Regions from separate parts of the Homo sapiens genome. Here region 1 is linked to region 2. A link is a loop called in an ENCODE intact Hi-C map of the cell type or tissue named here. Cell type or tissue: mesothelial cell of epicardium. All regions are shown on one strand. Each heading gives the region's core, and the rest is flanking DNA. Links, peaks and the distances in the headings are about the cores only. Region 1 has its middle 19 kb from the start of LCA5. Region 2 holds the start of LINC01621 (long intergenic non-protein coding RNA 1621).

The links. Hi-C counts contacts between places; a loop is a spot of excess contacts. Peaks named below come from ENCODE experiments on the same cell type or tissue, not always from the same donor. Only the 100,000 strongest peaks of a DNase experiment are listed, where the experiment ranks them.
Region 1: it touches region 2 in a loop (9-fold over the local background); 4 of 110 quality-filtered maps call a loop at or near these places.

Annotation. Positions count from the first base shown.
Region 1 is chr6:79,551,822-79,560,165 of GRCh38, forward strand. It overlaps a transcript of SH3BGRL2 not described here. Among named protein-coding and RNA genes, the nearest start is that of LCA5, 19 kb to the left of the region's middle. In mesothelial cell of epicardium, for the core only: no CTCF peak of the experiment used is centred there; no DNase peak of the experiment used is centred there.
Region 2 is chr6:79,809,746-79,818,089 of GRCh38, forward strand. LINC01621 (long intergenic non-protein coding RNA 1621) reads right to left here and starts at 2,501. Exons shown (of 5, transcript NR_131786.1): 1 at 2,375-2,501; 2 at 1,782-1,805. In mesothelial cell of epicardium, for the core only: CTCF peaks have their summits at 4,285 (motif pointing left) and 4,494; DNase peaks (open chromatin) are centred at 887, 2,596 and 4,296.

The DNA of each region.
Region 1 (8,344 bases), core at 130-8,129, 260 kb before region 2:
GTTCATGGCTTAAATCCCAGCACTTTGGGAGGCCAAGGTGGGTGGATCACCTGAGGTCAGGAGTTTGAGACCAGCCTGGCCAACATGGAGAAACCCTGTCTCTACGAAAAATACCAAAAATTAGCCGGGTGTGGTGGTGGGCACCTGTATTCTTGGATGCCTGGGAAGCTGAGGCACAAAATCGCTTGAACCCAGGAGTTGGAAGTTGCAGTGAGCTGAGATTGTGCCACTTTACTCCAGCCTGGGTGACAGAGTGATACTCTGCCTCAAAAAAACAAAAGTATTTTCAGGACAAAGGCATGTGAGTGTGCAGTCTCTGTAACCTGGCAGGAGCCAGTCCATGGTCAGTGGTCCTCTTATGAGGAGAAAGTTACTGGAATCAGTCTCTTGTCCAGTCAAAGCTGTAGTTACGGCTGGTGGAACAGGGTTCCCGTTCATGTCTGTGAACTGGGTGAGCTGTGATCATTTTAACATTGCTTATCTTTAGGTCAGTGCTTGTTTAGTTGTTGAATAAAAAGAAAAACCTTGTGGCAGTTAGAACACAGTTTGTTATTTAAGTTTAGGGGAGTGTGACTTAACCCTTGACTGGCATGGCCTTTGGTCCTGTTTATAATCTGGGATCTTATTGCCAACAAGATTCTGTTCTGTAAGTCTTATGATCTCTATTTTAACATTGATCTTGGTCAGTTTTTGTGTCTACTCAACTGGTTACATTTGAGTTACCACAAAAGAGGGAGGGTATAATGAGGTGTGTCTGACCTCCCATCCTGTCCTGGCCAGGAACTCAGTTTTAAGGTTCTTCTGGGATCCCCTTGGACACAAGGGGTCCATTCAGTCAGTGAGGGGGCTTAGGACTTTATTTTTAGTTTACAGATCCCAATCCAGACCTACAGAATAAGAATCTTCATTCCAGGTGATTTGTATGCACAGTAAAGTTTAAAAAGCATTGGTTTAGGAGAATCCAAGATTCCTTTGGGAAAGTTCTCAGATGTCAAAATAGGGGCTCTGCATATTATGAATTTCACAATTAACTTCTCAGCATACTATACTGGTTATTTGGTATTCATGTTAAGTTAGATGGTTCTCATCATGCTAAACAGTGCTTCAGATTGCAGTTACTCTAAGCATAAGACCCTATGTCCTAGGGTTTGGAACCAACTCCTTCATTGCTTTGGTGAATTAGACCCTTTTAATTGTGATTGCAGTAGATTAGAAAGGAGTCCATCTCCCAAAGAGTATTCAAGTTTTAGAATGGAAGCTGCTTTTCAGTCATCACTGGAATTTTCCTACGAGAATCACTTACATAATCTACACAACCAAATGCAGAAAGAAAACACAGGGTGAGTTAAGGAACAAAGTTAACATTTCATCTGCTTGGCCTCTGAGCTTGTACCTGCCAGTCCCAATGTTACTCGGATCAAAAATGTAGGATGTTAAGGAAAATGGTGTTTGTATGTTTTGTTAGTAAGAATTAATATGGAAATAATTTGCAAAGACTGGATTCCAGTGAACTTCTTCAAAATCACAAAAGCTCAGCTTTAGGCAAGATACACACATGTTCAGATAACTGGATATAGAAGAAAGAGTTCATCATCTCAATAAAAATAATCCATACTTGTGGCTCCAATTAAGAAACACAAAACTTTAGTGTACATTTTGGTTTCACTTTGTTTCTTTGTTTTTTACCACTTGCATGAACAAGTAAATGATGCAGAAAAACAAGAAGGGTGATTCTTGCAGCCCTAATGAACAGACACCATCAGAACACCAAAGAGAGGCGACTTAATTTTGTGAGACAGAGCCATTTTCCTCCTTTCTGTGAAGTATCTCTGATAATGTACAGTTTTATGAGGAAATTATATGGTCTGGGCCAGGTGTGGTGGCTCACGCCTGTAATCCTAGCACTTGGGGAGGCTAAGGTGGGTGGATCACTTGAGGTCAGTAGTTCAAAACCAGCCTGGCCAACATGGTGAAACCCCGTCTCTACAAAAAATACAAAAAATTAGCGTGGTGGCACATGCCTGTAATCCCAGCTACTCTGGAGACTGAGGCAGGAGAATCGCTTGAACCCGGGAGGCAGAGGTTGCAGTGAGCCGAGATTGTGCCACTGCACTCCAGCCTGGGTGACAGGGCGAGACTCTGTCTCAAAAAAAAAAAAAGAAAAGAAAAGAGAAAGAAAATTATATGGTCTGACCCCATTTTTTAAGGACTCTTCCTCCTGAAGAAATACTACAGTATTATTCATAAGCTATCATCTGTGTCACCATCTATTTCTTAATGATCACTTTTTAAAATTATGTAGTCAGTCGAGCCATGTTGAGAAATTTCAGCTCAAAATATAATTCTCAATGGCCTTTGAAGAGCAGTGGCTTGTCTTTCCCTCTTATTTTTCCTGTTGTGACCACAGTAGGTGTATTAATACCATATCATTATGATGGTTATCTAATGCGTTTAAAAAAATTAAGTAGGAATTTCTAGAAGTTATTTTTATATAAGAAATTCCAGGGGGTAGGGGTGACATAATTTCCAAATCACAAAGTTTTTGCTAAGGGACATAATGTATGCAAAAATATTAATAAGCCTTTCTAAGCTTCTCTTGACAAATCTACTAACAGTCATTTGAGGGTTCTTGTTGCTGGAGTATTCTTTGAAATTCAATAGAGGATTTATTGAGGAGTCTGCAATAGGGAGTAAAGAATGCTGATTTGAAATTTGTAATTCAAATGTACTTTCCTCTAAATCCTAAAATCCAGTCAATTGGAATGTAAGTTAAAAATATAAAATTCAATAGCTTTCATATTGCAGTTCAGTATTGTTAAGAGTACAATACCAAACTGCATTTTTGATCAGACTTTAAGAGCACAGACTTTGAAGTCAGGGGTCAGAGACCTGGGTCTGTCACTTAGAAGTTGAAAATTGGTACGAGTTACTTAAAGTCCCTAGGTTTTAGTTCCCCTATTTGTAAAATGGAAAATATAATGATTACTTCCTCAGTTAGTTTTGAAAATTAAACTAGATAATTTCTTAATAAACCCCACAGCCAATGAATGTGGATATTATTATATTATCATTATATACTTGGCAATATTATTATATGCACAAATATTATTATTACAGATATTCTTATTTATATCTGGCAATATCTAGCTAGATAATGTAAAATAAAAGATATTTTCTTCACAATAGTCATATTTTGTGACCTACATAAAGAAAAAAATCTAAAATTATACCATATCCCTAGAAAGGAAAACGGAATAATTTAAAGGTGCTAAGTCATCCCAAACTGATTTATAGGCTAATTGGCATTTTAAAAACCATGTTTTAAAACTTTTAAAAATGATCTTAAGGCCACATGCAATGGTTCACACCTGTAGTCCCAGAACTTTGGGAGGCTGAGGCAGGCGGATCACCTGAGGTCACGAGTTCAAGACCAGCCTAGCCAACATAGCAAAACTCCGTCTCTACTAAAAATTCAAAAATTAGCTGGGCGTGGTGTTGGGCACCTGTAATTCCAGCTACTCAGGAGGCTGAGGCAGGAAAATTGCTTGAACCCAGGAAGTAGAGGTTGCAGCAAGCCAAGATGGTTGTACTGCACTCCAGCCTAGGTGACAGAGCAAGACTCCATCTCAAAAAGGAAAAAAAAATCTTAAACTGCACTTGGATGCATAAACTTGGACGCATAAACTGACAAACTGTTTGTTTTGTTTTGAGGCGGAGTCTCAATCTGTCGCCAGGCTGGAGTGCAGTAGCGTGATCTCGGCTCACTGAAACCTCCGCCTCCCGGGTTCAAGCGATTATCCTGCCTCACCTTCCGAGTAGCTGGGATTACAGGCGTGCACCACCATGCCCAGCTAATTTTTGTATTTTTAGTAGAGATGGGGTTTCACCATGTTGGCCAGGATGGTCTCGATCTCCTGACCTCATGATCTGCCCGCCTTGGCGTCCCAAAGTGCTGGGATTACAGGCGTGAGCCACCGCGCCCGGCCCAAACTATGTTTTTAAAATGAAAATTAATAATTATGAAGAAAGATGTACCATATCCAAATATTAAAATAATATAGTGCTATGAAATTTTTTTAAATAGTACAACATAAAAATAAAAATATATGATAAAGTAAACTTCCCAAATCAAAGAAAACAGAAAGAATTATTCACTAAATGATTCTGGGACATGTCGTGGGCTTAGGCAACTTTGTTTATAATCTGTACCTCATACTATTTCATCAAACACATAGCAAGTGAATTTAAGAAGTATAAAAATTCAAAACAAAAAGGAAGATAAAATAAAAGCAAATATTTATCAAATTTCTGCAAGAAGGAAACATTCTAAAATTAAAGTAGTGAAAGATGTTACACTCAAAAAAGGTTGACAAATTTGATCTTAAAAATTGCAATTTCTGCTATGACAAAAATGTAAGCACATCTAAAAGACAAGAAACTGAGGAAAACAGATACACTACATGTGACAAAATATTAGTCTAAAACGATAACATAAATTGATTATTAAAAATACAAAGTCTCCACTAAACACATTAACAAAAGTTATGAACAATTACCCAAAGAGAATTTACTATGTTAGCAAAAGTAGGAAAGTCTAACATCATTAGAAAACTTTAAAAAATTATCAACATCAAAGCAGATCCCTCTTTTATTTCTCCAATTGTTTCATATTTCAAGAACAAAAATACTGAATACTGATAATTGTGCAATAAAACAGGAATTCTTATACTCTTTGGGAGTATAAATTGGTTTAAGCTTTTTGTTATTAATACATAAAAAAGTCTTAAAATCACTGTAACCCTTAACCCAGTAGTTCCACTTTTAGAATTTTCCTCCTTAAAGATCTTCCTAAAAACAAAACCTGTAATATACAAGCACACAATTCTTACAGAATTATTTATAAAAATGAAGATATCCTGAGTAGTAATGTGGTTAAATATGCTATGGTACATGGTTTAATTTTGGAAAATAATAACGTTTGTAAAATTTATAATAAGGAGGGAAAATATGTATATGACATCTTTTAAAAAGAAACATATATTAAAGTATAATAAATATGCAAAAACATTAACTGTCTTTGGATAATGGAATATGGGAATTTTAAAACTTCTTAAAATATATGTTCTGATTTGTCTATTCTGAACATATTTGACTTTTAAAAAGTCAAACATGTGATTTCAGAAAAAATAAAGTACTTCTGGAAATCCAAAATATATATATATACTTTTATAACCATTCATGCTTTTCTGCCTACGTGAAAAAACATACAAGATAAAACGTCAATTTATATTTCTTCCCTGACCATATGCACAACTGTAGACTACAAGGTGACCAAGTAGAATGGTATTATATAGATTTCAACAAATTGATTTTTAAAAATAAAAATTTTTTACTTTTAAACAGAAAATTTAAAGAGTTTCTGCAATTTATATTTTTATAATTTTTATAGATCATAAAATTATTAGAAAAAGGAAATACAGAATTATAATTGTCGGTCACATTTTAATTTTTATTAATATTAATACCTATCTGTAATTGCTTTGCCTAATTCATGATAATTTGAGTAGCTCATGACAAGAAAAATTAATTTGTGACTATGAAGAAGATGTTGAATTTTTCAAATTATTATTAAAATAAAAAAATTTAAACTAATTGAGCAGCAAAAAGCATCCAGTATAGGTTTTTAAAAAACATCAGCAATGTGGGGAAAAAATGTGGGGAGCTATTAATAGAGAAATGAAGAAACTGGAGCTATTCCACTAGGAATGTTCCCATCCCAATATCATGTAATAGTCTTCCAAAGGTAATTATGTTTGGAATATTTACATTTGGATTAAATGAGCAGTACAAGAAAGTGCATTATAATTAGTAGTGAATACGCTTGTTAGGATATAACCTTGCCTCAGCTAGCAAATATTAGATGTCCAGAGAATGACTTTTTTCTAAGTAAATTTTAATATTTTATGGGATAGCTATCCATTTTTATGTCTCACTTGGAAGGCATAACTTTTTCCAGATGCTCCCAGGAGAAGTTTCCTTGATTGCAGGGAGTTTGGAACTAATCAGTCTGGAATGGACAGACTATGAGGTATTTTACAGTTTATTATTTTGAACCTCACTGATTCAAGGACTTATGATCATTCAAATCTAACTGAGCTATTGTTTTTCTTGGAACTATCAAGGAAGAAAATGTTCACCATACAAATTAATATCATAAATAGAATCTCCTAAAAGAGAAAACTAATTTAAATACGTTAGCACATTGTTTTGCTGTGACAGTCAAATGAGTTTCACTTGAATAAGTGATATATGTAAGGAAGGAGAAGATACAACCATGGGGAATGAATAACAGATTAAGAGGATGTGTGCAGAGCCTGCTACTGAAACTCCTATAGACAGCTTGGCTCCAGAGAGGGATGGACTGTTGGAGACAGCACAGTTAGGGCACAGGTCATATATACACAGAAGGTCCAGAAGGTCCAGCAACCACTGTAAAATAAATAGGTGATTGCTTAGGATGTTGTATACATTGGATAGCACTAGATCCTGGCATCAAGCCCAGTTTTCTATGGTTATATAAATATATCATATAAATATAATTTTTAACATCCTTTTAGAAAGGGTTTTAAAATCCTGCTTTGAAAGGAGGCAATGTATTTGAAGACATTTAAACAACAGAATACACTAACTATATATAGTCATATATTTTACTTAGAACAAATAAAAACTCTTCATAAGTTCTCTGTGACATAAGAAAGATTGGCCCGGTGCGGTGGCTCATGCTTGTAATCCTAGCAGTTTGGGAGGCCGAGGAGGGCAGATCGCTTCAGCCCAGGAGTTGGAGACAAGCCTGGGCAACATGGCGAAACCCCATCTCTATAAAAAAAAAAATACAAAAAATAGCTGGGCGAAGACATTCCAGTAACATCAAGCATACCTAGTGCTCAAATGTTGGTCTCTGATGCCATTCCCCACAGAAGGAATCAGGGCTTCTAGGAAGAATGGCTGGTTCTAGGGCTAGGGCAGAGTAGGCACAAAATGAACCTGAAACATTTGAATATGCCAGAAAGTAAGCAGCACTAAAAGGAAGCAGGAGGAGGAGAAGAAGGAGGTGGTGGAGATAGAGAAGAGGACATGTCACAAGGACACAGAAGCCAGGCTGAGGGGAACTCCCACTGGTCAAATCTGGGACAATTTGAGCACTGAAATAAGTATAGTAATGTGTATAAATTATTGAAAAGGCCGGCACAGTGGCTCATTCATTCCAGGTGTTCTCTGATTTTTCCACTGTATAGTTACCACTTTTTCCATTAACAACTATGAAGGAATCTGTGAGAATATGCTTTAAGACCTGCAGATAGACCAGGTACAATGTCTCACGCCTGTAATCCCAGCACTTTGGGAGGATGAGGTGGATGGATTGCTTAAATCCAGGAGTACGAGACCAGCCTGGGCAACATGGTGAGACCCCATCCGTCTCTGCAAATTTTTTTTTGTAATTAACTGGGCACGGTGGTTGGTGAGACAGGTGGATATTTTGTGTCTCGCAATATGACTGGAAAAGGACTCAACACCACTCATGCAACATTCCAGCCAGGCATGGATAACCCAAATCTAATAATGAGTAAACATTAGACAAACCCCAAATGAGAAATGGTCTATTAAAGATGTCAATATTATAAAAGACAAAGAAAAACTATGGAAATGTTCCTCCAAGAATAGAGACTAAAGAGACATGACAATTAAATACAATACTTCGTATTAGACTAGATCCTTTACTGGAGGAAACAAAAATGCTATACAGGACATGATTGAGCAGACTGACAAAATTAGAAGGAAAAGTAAAGGCGTTACATCAATGACAAATGTACTGACGTTGATAATCATGCTCTAGTTACGTAAGAGAACACCCTTATTCTTAGAGAATACACATGGAGATATTTAGGGGTAAAAGAACATTATGTATGCAACTTCCTCTCAGATGGTTCAGAAAAAAAGATTTATGTGTAATAGATATATACTACACAAATGTAAAGCAAATGGAGTAAAATGTAAACAATAGGTGAATCTGAGTAATGGGTATATTGTGTTATTTGTACTCTTATTCTTGTAAATTTTTTGGATTTGAAATTGTTTCTAAATAAAAGGTAAGAATAGGAGACAGAATGTGCAAGAGAAGAAGACGAAGGAGGAGGAGAAGGAGGAGAAGAGGAAGAGAAGAAGAAGAAGGAATTTCAGAGGAAACAGTTTTGCCTGTGGTTCAGGAAGGGAATCAATGTTGGGGGTGGGGAGCATACACCATTCTGGGAAACTGAGGGGACCAAAACCTAATAATAAGAAGTAA
Region 2 (8,344 bases), core at 176-8,175:
TTAATTTTTGTTTTTCGTCCATTTATTCGTGTTTATTAAGGAAAACGGTAATGGAGCTAAAGGTAGGTGAGTCGGCTGTAATTAAGGAAGCTACGGTAATTAAATTATTGTACGGCCACCCCTCGAGCTGTCATTTGAAAGGATGAAAGCTTAATTTTTCCATCAACAAAGTCAATTTCATCCAAGCTGTTGTTTAGAATGCCACATGCATTTAAAAATTACATGTTTAAACTAATCAGGAGCAAATGGAATTTAAACCCCTCTTCAAAATAACATGGATAGATTGTAAATTTATGGAGCATTTTCACTATAGAAAATTAAGTCCATTCAAAACATATCCAGGAGTCATCAGGCAAACAGGGCAGTACTGATGTAAACTACCCACTGTGTGAGCTTAAGGCAGAAGGGTCTCTAATAAATTCGAGTAAATAGCAGCTGAACTGGCCTCACCATGGCTTATGTGTTCAACCTAGCAAGGAAAAAGTTAGCATTAATTGGTACACTCTAGGCTCTCTCAAAGGAACAGGCACTTAGAGCAATTAAGTCAGATGCAGAAAAACAGCTCTGCATTGAAAAGCTGACAGCAGGACTCCTGCACAATATACGTAATGAGTGGCTGAGGACTTTAATGGATCGAGGCTTGGAGACTAATGGACAATTAATGTAAAACAGATGACTTCCCTTGGAGATGACAGTCTTTTGAAAGGCGCTTCACCTGCTGCTCGAACAAATGCGGCTAAAGTGAAATGAAAACAGGAACGTGGTCTCATTGAACGAGGCTAGAGCTAGTATTTGTGTCCCTGCTTTCTCCTTGAATAGTTTCAAAAACTAGGTCAGGAATTTAACAATTCCCTGCAGCTGGTGGTGCAAGCCCCCTCTCGTGGCCTCCCGCCATCCAGGGTGGCCTGAGATCACTGACTGTGCCTCTTGAGCCTTTTGAGAAGCTGCCCTAGCTCGCCTTGTTTAACAGGCAAAAAGAAGACAGGACATATTATAGTGTTCCAGCCTCACTTTTAAAATGACAACAAACCACCCCAACATAGAAATTGCAGTAAATACATATTGGAACATCTATTGGAAATTTAAGAACATGGTTTCTTCTCAAATTAGGCTATTTTAATTTTAAATTAAGATAACTGGAGTCCTTCAAATTTAAGCTTTATAAGCACAGACAGGCTCCCTCCTTATGATAAGTGGTTGTGTACCGAAAGCAAATAATTGTTTGCAAAGAGAAACTCATTTCCTATAGAAACAATGCTGCGGTGGCATTTAATTTTCCACGTGATCTTCCTGAAATCTGTTTAACCCAGATGGAAGCTTAACACAAGTCAGCCTGAGCCCTGGGTCCTGGAACAGGGAGGAGTCAGCTACTCCTGTGGGAGAGGGGAAAGAAGAGGGAGACAAAGATGTTTCCCCCTCTTAGTGGGAAATGGGATTGGACTGAGCTATAATTTTGAGTTACAAACTAATCCTTGGCAATTTTCTATCTTCTAACATCCCTTTACTCAACACTCAAGAAATCAGTGCCTTATGTCATTTAAGTCGCTAGGCATTTCACCCCTGCCCCCAAGCCCCCAACTCCTCTCCTCACTACAGATGTACATATCTTAGCAATTCCCTATTTGTTCTCCTGTAATTTTTCTTCCATTTTCTCATAACAGTACATCTCATCTAGAAATTGAGGAAAGCAGCTTGTATGGGCTAATGAACACCTTTGGTTGATGGCCTGAGCACTCCCAGAAGCCTCTGCATATTAAAGAAAGAATTGCTTCTAAACTCACATGCATGTCCCATTGACAGAATTTCTGTAAGAAAAAAAAAAATCAAGTCAAAATTTCAGGTATCTAATTCAAAAAAACCCACAAGTGCAGGAGAAACGTATTAGGATATTTGTTATAGCAATGAAAAGTAGAAACCACGTAGAAGTCAATGAGAAAATGCCTTAAGTGTGATATATTCATATGATGTCAGATTATGCAGGAGTTATGTGGGTACATTAGAAAATTAGCAAACGTCACCCTTTTCTCTCAGCCTGATTAGGTTTCAGCCCCCATGTGCCTGCTCAGCAAGACATGGTTGAACAAGGGTGAGATTTGCACAGCTCAGTTTATAAGCTCTGCCCCTCCCTGCCAAGTGAACACAGAGCCACGGCAAGGGTAGAACTTGTATTAAGGCCACAAATATTAATATATGTAGATTGTATGTTTTAATCCAGAAATTCATGTAGTTGATGTGGCATCTACTAAAAGTTGGGTAGGCAGGAAATACCTATTTTCTTCAAATCAAATTCAATATGGCTGCCATCCCCTATGTCACTGAATTGCAAGAAATTCAATCTTCATTATTTGTTTCCTCCCCTCCTCCCTGGGTTTACCTAAAAATTGGGAGGATTATTTGGTGCCCAGAAAATGAGCAAGTCTCTCAGTGGGTCCAGAGTGCTCTGAATCTTCATTCCGAGGCTCTAACTGAGGCGGCTGGCTCTCCTGGTTCTGCACCAAGCTGCTTCCCTTCAAACAGCATTCTCACCTGAGTAGCAGCTTGACTGGGGGCAGTGCCAAGAAAGGGGCTTTGGGAATGTCCCTTCCTCCCATTTCAAAAGCTTCCATGTTCCCTGGACAAACTCATTGACCCATTCCCGCCCGTGCCAGCCCTCTCAGTGAGCTCAGGTTTCAGGCAAGGGAGGTAGGTTTCCAGGTGGCCAGGAGGAGCAGTTACCTTAATGCAGTGGTTCTCAGCACGTGGGTCCCGTAGTTACAGTTAGAAGGAGAAATACCTAATGTAGATGACGGTTGATGGGTGCAGCAAACCACCATGGCATGTGTATACCTATGTAACAAACCTGCACGTTCTGCACATGTATCCCAGAACTTAAAGTTTATATATATAGGCCAATTCTTGATTCTTGAACTCCATCCCAGACTTGCTGAATCAGAAACTGGGGGCACAGGCAGCATGCTGCATCTTAAGCCTTAAAGGAATCTTAAAGGTCAGGGCTTTCTGCTCTGACCTCACAACAAACCACCCAGAGGGCAACGGTTCTGGCTACCTCCTTTAAATAGAGAAGGGAAAAATAGAGAGGTAAAAGCAAAACAGTCCTCATTCTCTCAGATACCTCTATAGCAGCAAAAAAATAACAAATAAAAAAACCCCACATATATACCTTAATGATCTCTCCCCTCTGATAAGGCACTGTGTAAAGCAAAGTTGAGATTTATAAAGGATAAAGAAAACCTGAACTCATTTGATCCACACGCCACCAACAAATCCTCGCCCCTACCTTCCAGGTTTAAGAATTCAGGAGGCTTTATCCTAAAAAAAAAGCATGCTGAGAAATAAAGGTCAAGTATTTAGACTAGGCTGTTCCACATCTCCATGGAATGAAGAAACGTGTGGACACCCCTGGAATTTCAATTGGTTCTCCTTTTACAAGGATTTTTATACTAATCAAGATGGAACCAGCACATAACTTCCTTATACTAAAGAATTTCATATTAAGAAAATACAATATCCCCCCAATCTATTATATCAGATAAATGCTAATTTTTATCACATCATCTTATTTCAACTTTGTTATAAAGGCTTGATTCATGCAAAAGTGGAGAGTCATCATTTTTGTTCTTAAACCCAATTAAATGTCACTTCCTGATTCATCCTCCTGCTGCTCCAGATACTTCTAACACATTTCAGACCTGAAATTTTTTAAGCTGCTTCTTCTTTTCCAAGTGATTTTAAGAACCTAGCATTAAAACATAATTACATGGCGGAAAAATACTTTTGAAGCTGCTCAGTGTGACTTTTTTTAATAGTGAGTTTTCTGACTTGCATGCCTCAGAGGATGATTTTCTGGGCTGTGTATAACTTGACAGCATCTCTGCGAGCCCATTAGTCACCTTACAAAATTGCATGAACTCTTTTTGGATCCCTGGGGTAGCTAAAACTTAGCAATAAATGAATGGATTATGCTTCATACAATCATATTTTTAAGCTATATATTAACAATCAAGACTGTTGAACAGTTTTTGGCTTTTGAGATTACAGTCACAGTTATTACTCTATAAGACTCTCTTTTTACAGATTCAAAAGATTTTATAGACAAATGAAGACTGAATTGGCCTCCAAGTTTTACTTGAGGAAATCCAGGCTATAGATCAATTCAGACCTTGATGAAGGTCACACAGCGTGGTTTCAGTGCAGCAGGAATTGGACTCACAGTCCCCCACGCTTTCCTCTCACTGCCAATTGTCAGGTTTCAGCCAATTCTTAATTTTTCACTGGCCAGAAAGTCAGGCCATTACCTTCCATCACATGATTGCCACCTAGTGGCGACAGTGGTCATTGATGCTTATGCAGTGACTGGACTCAAAGGCCAGAAAAGAAATAGAATAAAAATTAAATCATCTTTAAAATGTATTGAGAGTCTACTATTCTGTTAGGTGCTTTATTTATTTCATTTAATCCTCTAAACATTATAAACTAGGAATTTTTATCCAAGAAGAAATGAAGCTGAGAGAGATGAAGAAACTTGCCCAAATTCAGGCTGCCTCTATCAGTGGGGCAGGAACTGGATCTTCTTCCCTGGACCTTAGTCCCTGTCCTGTAACTTTGACCTACATATGGTTGGACTCTCCTAGATCTTAGCAGTCCTTTCTGATCTGTGATATTCCTCAGGCTGCAGTGACTGGCTCAGAGAAAGCCAGTAAGACCCACTGACACTTTCACTAATACAGTCCAGGAAGAGGCAGGTACTATTTTCCACTCACACAGATAATGGTAAAAACAGTGTGAGCCTGGAAGCTGTCTAAGCTCTGCAAAGCGGAGCTGGGAATCAAGTCACCATAGAGCAAGAAAAGCTGAGATAGAGAGAAACTGAACCTGGTGACATCCCTTGTGCCCCCAATTCCAGTTGTGTTTGAAGCCATGTGTACTGCTGGGTGTTTCAGTTATGAGCCAATAAATGCCTTTATAATAATAAATGTTAGTGTGATATGAGGTTTCTGAATTTGTACTAAAAAGTCCTGACTAATACCAAGGATTGGTCCTTTTTCGGTTCCTTCTTTTTTCCTACTTTCAGCTGTCAACAAATCAACATTTGCATTGTGCCTATGCTTACAAGGCATAGGTCTGTTTTCCAAAACCTGTTGTCCTATTCTTGGAGTTGTAATACTTAAGTGAAAACATTATTTCAAAATATTTAAATATAATTTTTAAATAATTAAAATTTGGTTCTATATAAAAAAATCAAATGCCTTGAAAAATATTTGATTTCTCATCCTAAGTATCATCTCCACTAGAGCAATCAGGAAGTTTACAGTCTAAAGCAATTATTCTTTCATTAAGGCAAGAATTCAATAGAGCTTTGGGGCTTGTGAGAGAGTCTAGCCATCTGTCCAGGATTCACGTCATTATGGTTGGAGGAGTGTGGTGGGCTTTGTCAAATGAGATGTATTCCCTTGAGAATATCATGCATTTATTCCAGGCAAGGTCAAGACGTATGAATATTTTGGGAAAGGTAGCCCTACAAATCAATATTTTTAAAGAAAATATTTGTTATATATTTTTGGATAATGGGAAAAAATAATTTCTTAAAATTATTTATTGCTTTCTTAATGTTCAGAATAAGAAATTTATTACATGCAATTTTCTAAACCAGACAACTTCTTGGGAAGTGAATTGTTTACTATTTCAGTGACAAAACCAATAACTTGATGCCAGAAAACAGTACCACGCTTACAGTTTGTTTTCCCAATGTTATTGCCTACCCACTTTTAGAGACTTTCCTAGTTGGCTTGAGGATTTGTTTGCTAGTGGCCTGGCTGATAGCCCTCCCAAGCAACATTCAAATACCTATCACAAAACTATTTACCAAAGATGTTTCGGCTCAGCAAAGGAAGTTTTTAGTTGTTTGCTTGTTACTATTTGAGGCTTCCGTGTCAATGAAAGGCATTTTGCAAGTAATGTATAAAACCATGAATAGACCCTGGCTACTATTTTTACTAATGTGATGGTTAATACTAAGTGTCAACTTGATTGGATTGAGGGATACAAAGTATTGCTCCTGGGTGTGTCTGTGAGGGTGCTGCCACAGGAGATTAATATTCCAGTCAGTGGGCTGGGAAAGGCAGACCCACCCTTAATCTGGGTGAGCACAATCTAATCAGCTGCCAGCTCAGCTAAAGTATAAGAAGACAGAAAAATTTGAAGAGAGACTGGCCTAGCCTCGCAGCCTACATCTTTCTCTTGTGGTGGCTGCTTCCTGCCCTTGCACATCAGACTCCAAGTTCTTCAGTTTTAGAAATCGGACTGGCTATCCTTGCTCCTCAGCCTGCAGATGGCCTATGGTGGGACCTTGTGATCATGTGAGTTAACACTTAATAAACTCTCCTTTGTATATATCTCTATTCCATTAGTTCTGTCCCTCTAGAGACCCCTGACCAATACAACAGATTTATCGCAGTGATGTTTTAAAACTATTTTAAAGATTATTGACCAAGGCAGCTCTGTCTTGCTGGCTTCTCCCCTCCCTACAGTGCTCCAGATTTTCAAGTTGTTCTCTGAGAAGCCTCAGGAGGAACCAGAAGAAAGGTTCGAGTGAGGGTCTGTCTACCATTACAACTAACCGTTCCCTCCGTTCTTCCCATAAAACCAGAACAGCTTTGCTCTGAGCTCTTTTTCTGTGTATTAGACTCCTTAAAAGATTTTCTTTCACCAATTCGCAATTGTCTGTTTAAAAGCGACTACCTTCTCAGACTTATGCTAAGGCATTGTGATATTCTACTGAACAAAAAAAGGCACGCACGCTACATTTATGTTGTAGTGGAGGAAATAGTCAATATACAAATAAACAAGAATACACAAGATCATACTGATGGAAGTGAGTTGATAAAGAGGATAAAGTGATAGTGTGATAAACAGTGCTGAAGGGGGCATACAACATTAGAAAAGGTGATGAGAAAATGCCTTGCTGAGAAAGCAATATTTAAATAATTTATTTGATCCATTAGAAGAGTTTAACCAAAGCCGGGACCATGGCTTATGCTTATAATTCCAGCACTTTGGAAGGCCAAGGCAGGAGAATTGCTTGAGGCCAGGGGTTCAAGGCCAGCCTGGGCAACATAGGGAGACCCTGTCTCTACCAAAAAAAAAAAAAAAAAAAAAAAAAAAAAAAAAAGTAGGGCATGGTAGCACATGCCTGTGCTCTCAACTATTCAAAAGGCTGAGGTGGAAGGATCCCTTGAGCCCAGGAGTTTAAGGCTGTAATTGCACCACTGCACTCCAGCCAGGGTGACAGAGTGAGACACCCGTCTCTTAAAAAAAGGGGGAGAGTGAAACAGGAGTAATATGACCCAACATTTTAAAAATCATTTTTGTGTACCTGGTAGAAGGAGTCACAAGGGAGTGAAAGCAGAATAGCCAGTAGGAGGCAATTGAGATCATCCTGGCAAGAAATCATGGCGGTTGGGATTAAGATACTAGCAGTGGGGGCCGGGCGCGGTGACTCTGGCCTGCAATCCCAGCACTTTGGGAGGCCGAGGCGGGTGGATCACGAGGTCAGGAGATCGAGGCCATCCTGGCTAACACGGTGAAACCCCGTCTCTACTAAAAATACAAAAAAAAAAAAAAAAAAAAAAATGAGCCTGGCGCAGTGGCGGGCGCCTGTAGTCCCAGCTACTGGGGAGGCTGAGGCAGGAGAATGGCGTGAACCTGGGAGGCGGAGCTTGCAGTGAGCAGAGATGGGGCCGCTGCCCTCCAGCCTGGGCGACACAGCGAGACTCTGTCTCAAAAAAAAAAAGATACTAGCAGTGGGGATACAGAGAAATGGATACTTCTGGGCGCATTTCACAGGATGACAGAACTTACTGAGGATTTGGAAACAATGCATGAAGTAAAGAAAGGAAACAAGGATAACTCCCAATTTTTCTGGTTTTGAGCAGTTGGATGAATGGTGATGCCTTTTACTAAGATAAGAAACACAGGGAAAGAAACAAGAGTGAGTGGAGACTGTAGAAATAAGGTTTTATTTGGATAGTTTTGGTTTTAAATACCTTATTTAAGCCAAGATGCACAGTAAGCAGTTTTATGTGGAGATGGGAACACAAGAGAAGAGATCAGTCCGTTTAGATCTAGTTGAGAGTCCTAGATCCGAATCACTGGGGAGAAAGAAATCATGAAGACATGGACCCGAGGTTATGTTCCAGGCATTCAAACAATTAAAGTTTGAGCAGAGAAAGGGGAGGTAAGATCACACAAAAATCTAAGAAAATTGATGGATTCTGCTGAAAACAACTCCCACCTCCCAAAAGAGAAAATAAATCTGCAACAATTATCATGGATGTTACCAGCACCA